2 separate regions of the Homo sapiens genome follow, and region 2 is linked to region 1. A link is a contact called in ENCODE Hi-C or POLR2A ChIA-PET data. All regions are on one chromosome and are shown on one strand. Each heading gives the region's core, a stretch centred on a gene start or an enhancer-like site at or near the end of the contact. The rest is flanking DNA. Distances are from core to core; before and after follow the strand shown.

The links. A loop is a pair of places that touch in the nucleus more often than their neighbours do. ChIA-PET counts read pairs that join two places held with the same protein, here RNA polymerase II (POLR2A). Pooled maps may share reads with other maps.
Region 2: a pooled map shows a loop between it and region 1 (10-fold over the local background). The contact joins the enhancer-like site here to the promoter of ZNF780B in region 1. A Hi-C loop is called at or near these places in 9 of 50 pooled maps. POLR2A ChIA-PET finds 5 or more read pairs at or near these places in 4 of 52 experiments (CD4-positive, alpha-beta T cell, OCI-LY7, Panc1 and 1 more).

The regions. Positions count from the first base shown.
Region 1 is chr19:40,054,746-40,058,116 of GRCh38, forward strand. ZNF780B (zinc finger protein 780B) reads right to left here and starts at 1,486. Exons shown (of 5, transcript NM_001005851.3): 1 at 1,444-1,486. RefSeq lists an enhancer at 1,346-1,475.
Region 2 is chr19:39,939,579-39,942,670 of GRCh38, forward strand. It overlaps the pseudogene PRR13P5. Among named protein-coding and RNA genes, the nearest start is that of FCGBP, 6.5 kb to the left of the region's middle. RefSeq lists enhancers at 2,091-2,170, 2,271-2,360. Within about 2 kb of position 1,758, at least 12 of the 41 ENCODE cell types and tissues checked have a DNase peak (open chromatin) inside an H3K27ac peak, as active enhancers do; they include CD4-positive, alpha-beta T cell and OCI-LY7, where a contact is called at or near this core.

The DNA of each region.
Region 1 (3,371 bases), core at 236-2,735:
AATGTTCATTACAAGCCTGAGAAGACCAGAAACGGACAGAACAAACATTCCAACCCAGATACTCTGGATCCACTCCCCTATTCTTAACCGCAACAGCGTACTGCCTCTCACAGTTCACACAAATAGCCCAAAATGCAACCGGAACTGCCGAATCTCACAGAGATCTGGCAAGTATTACAATTATCATCTCATGGACTCTCCCGAAAAATCCTGACTCTGGTTGATACCAATTTCTGTGCAATCACTTTCCGATTCCTGAAAGCCTCACAGACGAATGGAAATCACCCAACCATCTCCATTCTTCCCTACTTGGAAAAGGAGGCCTGTAAAGAGTCAGAAACCTGGCGTGTGATTCCACAAACTAATCTTCTTTTCAAAGCAGAGTCTAAAATAAAGCTTTAATATAAACCTCTGGAGGACTATTTTTATACCAGCTTAGAAGAAGAGAGCGTACAGGAAGGTGTGAACGATTTGCCAAATGGCTCTGTGAATATTAAATGGCAAGGTGGGGAGCGGGCGGGGTGGGGAACGGCTCGCTGGGAGGCGGCACAATGGGAGGGGGCAAGAATCAATTTGCATATTCTCCTGAAATTCACTAAAAATTTACAGGAACCTCTATATTCTAAAATCAAAAACGCATTTCTTGAACAAATACAAAGCACAAACTCACCCTTGACTTAAGTGTGCAACAATAACGCTCTCATCCTCCTCTCGGTCCTTCTTTTGGATAATAATACGACTGGAGAAGGATACGGCAAGCGTGAGACTCCAGGCTTTTCTTGGAGCGCAGACTAAGTTTGAAAGCACCCTCCATGGCCACAACTTCCCTCACTTCGTACGAAATGAGAAGGAAATAAAAGGAGGAGGAATCGGTCTGAGTTCGAAGCTGGTTCCTGGGGACAGATCTCTGAGGGACGCTGGGTTCTCAACATGTAGCTGCCCTCCTGGGGGACCCTCAAGAGGCACTTCCAGCTCTCATATTCCCACCCCGAGTCCAGATCTGCGCCTTCTTGTGCAAAGCTTCATTCTCGGTTCAATATCTAACCTCCCTACTGGGGACATTTTCATTCCTCTGCTGCAGCCTCTGCAGCTTTGAAGGGGAAAGACGGAGGAAGCAGCAGGAGCCTAGTACCACCGGCACAGTGACACTCACACAGCCCCAGCAAAACGCACTGCGTCCACACGCCGTCCCGGTCCTGTGCACAGGGCCTCACGCACACACTCACACAGTCCCCTCCGTCACTCAAGATCGCGCAATCCCCATCCTTTGATGCCCGCGCACACGCACGCCTAAGGATCTGGCAGATTCCGTCTGCGCCCCGGGTTCCTCCTCTGAGCGCCTCGCTCTCGCCCACCCGCACTGCCGGGTCGGTCAGGTTCGAGTCCCAGTCCACGAAGACCTCCCGCAGCCACCGATTTCTTCCTAGGACGTGAAGACCTTACCCAGCTAGGTCGTCAACCCCAGGAGACAGGAAGTGGAACCGCTAATTCCGGTGCGGTGGCCTCTGGGAAATACAGTCCTGAGCAGAAAGAACCTCAGAAGTCTTGGTCTATGGTCTGTTCAGGTTGATCCCAGCATACATTGGGGGCTCCTAAGGGACCCGAGCCTAATGGATTTGTGGGAGTTCCAGACCGTGGGGTGCAGAGGTTGCGGCCACGGGCGAGAATCCCCATCTGAGAGGAGCGTTGCTGTTTTCGGTGCGTCAGGGTAAATTACCTTTTCTCTCTATGCAAAAGAATGCAAATGAGCAGAACTTTTAAAGAAGAATTTAAAGTAAAATTACGTCAAAATGTAGCTGCTTTGACCTCTTCGTCTCAGATCCGAGCATAGGCTTCCCCTTTGTGCTATTTGAAGGGACTTAGGATAAATTTGAAAAGCCTGAACTAAAGAAATGGTTGGAGAGACTCCGTCTCAAAAAAAAAAAAAAAAAGAAAGAAAGAAAGAAAAGGAATCGTTGGTTTTATACTAGAAGAGGAAGTGTGGTTTACATGAGAGATTTCAGAATCAAATATACTTGATTCTTCAAGACAATCTTCCTGTTATCTGGAGAGAAAAACGTGATTCAGGACGGCATGGAAACAGATAAAAGTACACAGAGAATTACTTGCCTTATCTTGAAGGATGAATAATTAACACATTTTCTTAAAACAGTCTAAATAAATGCCAAAGGGGGTTTGTTTTTCGTAGGAAAAGCTTGATTTCACTGTTGTAATCTAGCAACATTGAACTTTCAAAATGATTTTTGTAGTTTCCTATGCTATATAAAGCGGAAACGTGGAATAATGAAGAGCAAAATGTCTTTTCATTCCCGACTGTGACAGAAAACAGATAGCAAGATAACAAACTTAATTGGATCAATGATCACATTAAGTGTAACTGGTCTAACACCTTAACTTAAGAAGGTTGTCAGGTTGGATTTTTTTTTTAAAAGTCAGACCCAAATACGTGCTACCTACAGGTAATACTTAAAATATAAAAGCACTAATAGGTTAAAAGTAAAAGGATGGAAAAATATATAAAATCCTAACACTAGTCAAAAGAAAGCTGGAGTGGCTATATTAAAAACAAAGTGACTTCACCAAAAAGACTATATCAGGGATAAAGAAAGTTACATCATCATAATGATGAAGGATACAGTTCATCCAGTGGAAAGAACAAACCTAAATTATGCTCTTAATACAGCTTCTAAGTATGTGAGTAAAAACCTGTTAGATCAATAAAGTAACAGACAAATCCACAATTATAATCAGATATTTCAACATATCTCTCTTGGTAATTGATAGAACTAATGCAGAAAAGCAACAGGGTATAGATTATCTAAACAACATATCAACCTGCTTGATCTCATTTACACTTCTGGAACACTCTTCTCAAAGACAGTAAAATTCATCTTAGGTGGACAGGAGACACTTTCCAGCGTATACCATATTCTGGGCCATAAAGCAAGTCTCCATAAATGAGTAAATGGACTCAAGTCATACAAAGAATGTTTTTGACAAAAATGGAATTAAATTAGAAATCAATAACAGCTCACTATATATTGTCCAAAGTAGTAAAAATTTGAAAATGTATGAATACTATGATAATTGAAATTATATAATGTTTGAAAATTTCCTTTATGAGTCATAATTTTCTGTTATATCCTAAAGGGTAAACAATAACATATTTGCATTAAAACAAAATAATGTTTTTGTAGTAAGGAAAAAATTTTAAGCTATCTATATTGACTATGCATTAAAGAGCAGAATAATTATTTTTGGTATATATTCCAATGCTTTAATCAATTTCTTAGCCAGTATCACCATATTTTTAAGGATTTTTTTTGACACAGTCTATTATTTTTAAATTTTGATAAAATTGTATGTAATCC
Region 2 (3,092 bases), core at 508-3,007, 110 kb before region 1:
GACATCAGATAATACTATAATTTTTGCTTCAACCAACTACGATTTTTAAAAACTCATGAGAAGGGTAATCTGCTATAGTTATCACTATTTTTGTCCATTCTGCTGTTCTTCCTTCCTTTCTAAAGTTCTGAGCCTTTTCCTGTAATCATTTGGACTTTGGAGAACTTCCTTTAATCATTCTCTAAAAATAATTCTGCTGACGGCAAAGTCTTGTAGTCTTCCTTCATCTAAAAGCTTTTTATTTCTTCTTCATACCCCGTAGATAGTTTTGCTGCATATAAGATTCTCGGCTGGGCACAGTGGCTCACGCCTGTAATCCCAGCACTTTGGGGTGCTGAGGCGGGCAGATCACAAGGTCAGGAGTTCCAGACCAGCCTGGCCAACATGGTGAAACCCTGTCTCTAATAAAAGTACAAAAATTAGCCGGGCATGGTGGCGGGCGCCTGTAGTCCCAGCTACTTGGGAGGCTGAGGCAGGAGAATCACTGGGAGGTGGAGGTTGCAGTGAGCCAAAAGCACACCACTGCATTCCAGCCTGGAGGACAGAGCGAGACTGTCTCAAAAAAAAAAAAAAAAAGATTCTCAGCAGATAGTTATTTTCTTTCAGCACTTGAAGAGTATTGCTCCAGGCTTTCTTCTCCATGGTTTTTGATAAGAAATTTTTTGTCATTTGATCAGTGTTCCCTATAGACAATTTATAATTCCTCTCTAGCTGCTTCCAAGATAGTTTCATTGTTTGCCTTTGTTTTCATAAGTTAGTTATACTGTGTTTTGGCATGGAATCCGTCAGATTTATTCTGTTTAGCTTCTTGCATCTGTAGGTTTATGTCTTTTGCCAAATTTGGGAAGGTTTGGTCATTATTCTTCAAATATTTTTCAGCCCCACTTTCTTTTCTCCTTCTGTTAATCTGATAATACAAATGTTAGCTATTTTATAATTGTCCTGCAGGTTCTCTGAGCCCTTGTTAGTCATTTTCTGTTTCTCTTTTTTAAAGTTGATTGTCTCTCTGTTTTTTGGATTGGGTAATTTTTATTGTTCTATCTTCAAGTTCACTTCTTATTTCCTTTGTCATAGTTGCTCTGCTCTTGAGCCTTTCCAGTGAGTTTTTATTTTAGTTATTGTATTTTTCAGTTTTATCATTTTCATTTGATTCTTTAAGAACATACTTTCCATTTCTTTGGTGAGATTTTCTTTTCTTTCCCATCTTTGCAAGGAATTTCTACTTGCTTGGTGAAACATTTTTATGATGGCTACTTTAGATCTTTGTCAGATAATTCTAAAATCTTTCATCTCAGTGTTAGATTGTTGATTGGCTTTTCTCATTCAAGTTGTGATTTTTCTGGTTGTTCATATTATGTATGATTTTTAAATTATATCCTGGACATTTCTGGTATTATGAGAGGAGACCCTGGATCCTATTTAACTCTTCCATTTTAGCAGTCACTGTTTTTAGGTTAGCATGCAGGTCCTGGCCTACTTTTGTGTGCTATGATTCCAATGACAATTTAGTTTTCAGAGCCCTTGCATTATTATTCCGGTCTATTTCATTTGCCTGGTGCTGGTTGAGCTCATACCCAATTCCTGTTAGTACCACCAATGGAGGTTAAAAGCATTTTCTTGGGGCCTGCTTGGTGCTGCTACGTTAGGAGTAGGAGACACTGGCACAAAAGGGTGGAGAGTACTTCCCTGGGCTGCGTGGTGCCAGCAGGGCTCTTCCTTCATCTCTGCCATCCACTAGGGTGGGGAAAGCACCTACCTGGGTGCTTTCTGCCGCTGGATAGGGGGCTGGGGAGATGCTGGATCTAGACCACGTCCTGTCGTTGGGTGGGAAATTGAGAGATGCTGGGCCACTGAGATGTTTCTCGAGTTCTAAGGCCCTTGTCAGTTTTCCTTCTTTTTATCTTTCAGAGTCCTCTTAAGAATGTCTGTTATGTTATTCCAGGGTTTTTAGCAGAGAGGAGCCAGGAAAAATAAATCTATGTCATCTTGACAGAGATGTTACCATCATCCTGGCTTGTTGTAGTCTCCTAAGATAGAAATCAAGTGAGATTACCAGACACAGTATTAAAGAGAAAAAAAAAAAAAAGTTTGTTTCCGTTTGTGCAGAAGGGAGGTCAGCACCGTGAAAGGAAAAGGGTAGGCTGCTCCCCACAGGGAGCAAGTCGATCTGTCTTGTAGGGGTCCAGATGCCATGATGTGCCTGTCATCATGTGTTAACAAGGGATTTCTTGGCGCCTGCACAATGGTTCAACATGGTTTTTCATACATTGCATGTAATATTGGCATTTTAAATCTCTACCTCTGAGCATGATTTTTAGCATTGAAATAAGGAAATTATCACTGTAAGTTGAAACCTAAGCTGTTCCTGTGGCTTCCTGGGGAAGTCCCTAAGCCCCTAAAGCAGGAACTTGTGGTTAATAGCTTCTTGGGCCTCTGATGCTGACTGGCTGGAGGTTAGGTATAGAACAGGAATTAAAAGAAATAAAGAATGTGTAAGCAAAACTTAGTTGTATGTAAGAAAACCCAATTCCCCCTGAGGAAGAGAAAGAGCTGGAGTCCTTTAAAATTAACTGCCTGTTTTTCTATGGCTAGTGAGCCTTATCTCTCCCTTTCCCAGGCATTGTGAAGACTCTGTTTCTCTAGCTGTGCAGCTGTAAGATCACTAGACAGATAATCTCAAGTCGTAAAACATGCTGTTCCTTGAAAAAAAAATGATATAATGCATGTCTCAATTGAATGACTGTCTTTGTTTCTCACTTCTGTGATATGCTTCCCCCTGCACAGATCTCCCCCAGCCCCACGAAATGCTTAAAAGGTAGCTTGACTCTTTGTTCAGGGCTCAGTCCTTTGGATGTTAATCTGACTGGGTCGGTGCACCTGAATAATTAAATAATTCCTCCTCAACCCCACGGTCTCTCTGATTCCTTAATTATCCTGCTGCAGACAAGCTACAGCTTGAGTAAGGGGCTTTTGTTCTTTTTCACTAAACCACCTCAAAATAGGAAGCCAGCCAGCTGTCTCACTCCCAGCCAAGAGATTTCATTCTCCTTATTCTTTTTTTTTTTTTTTTTTTTTTTAGACCAGGAGAAATA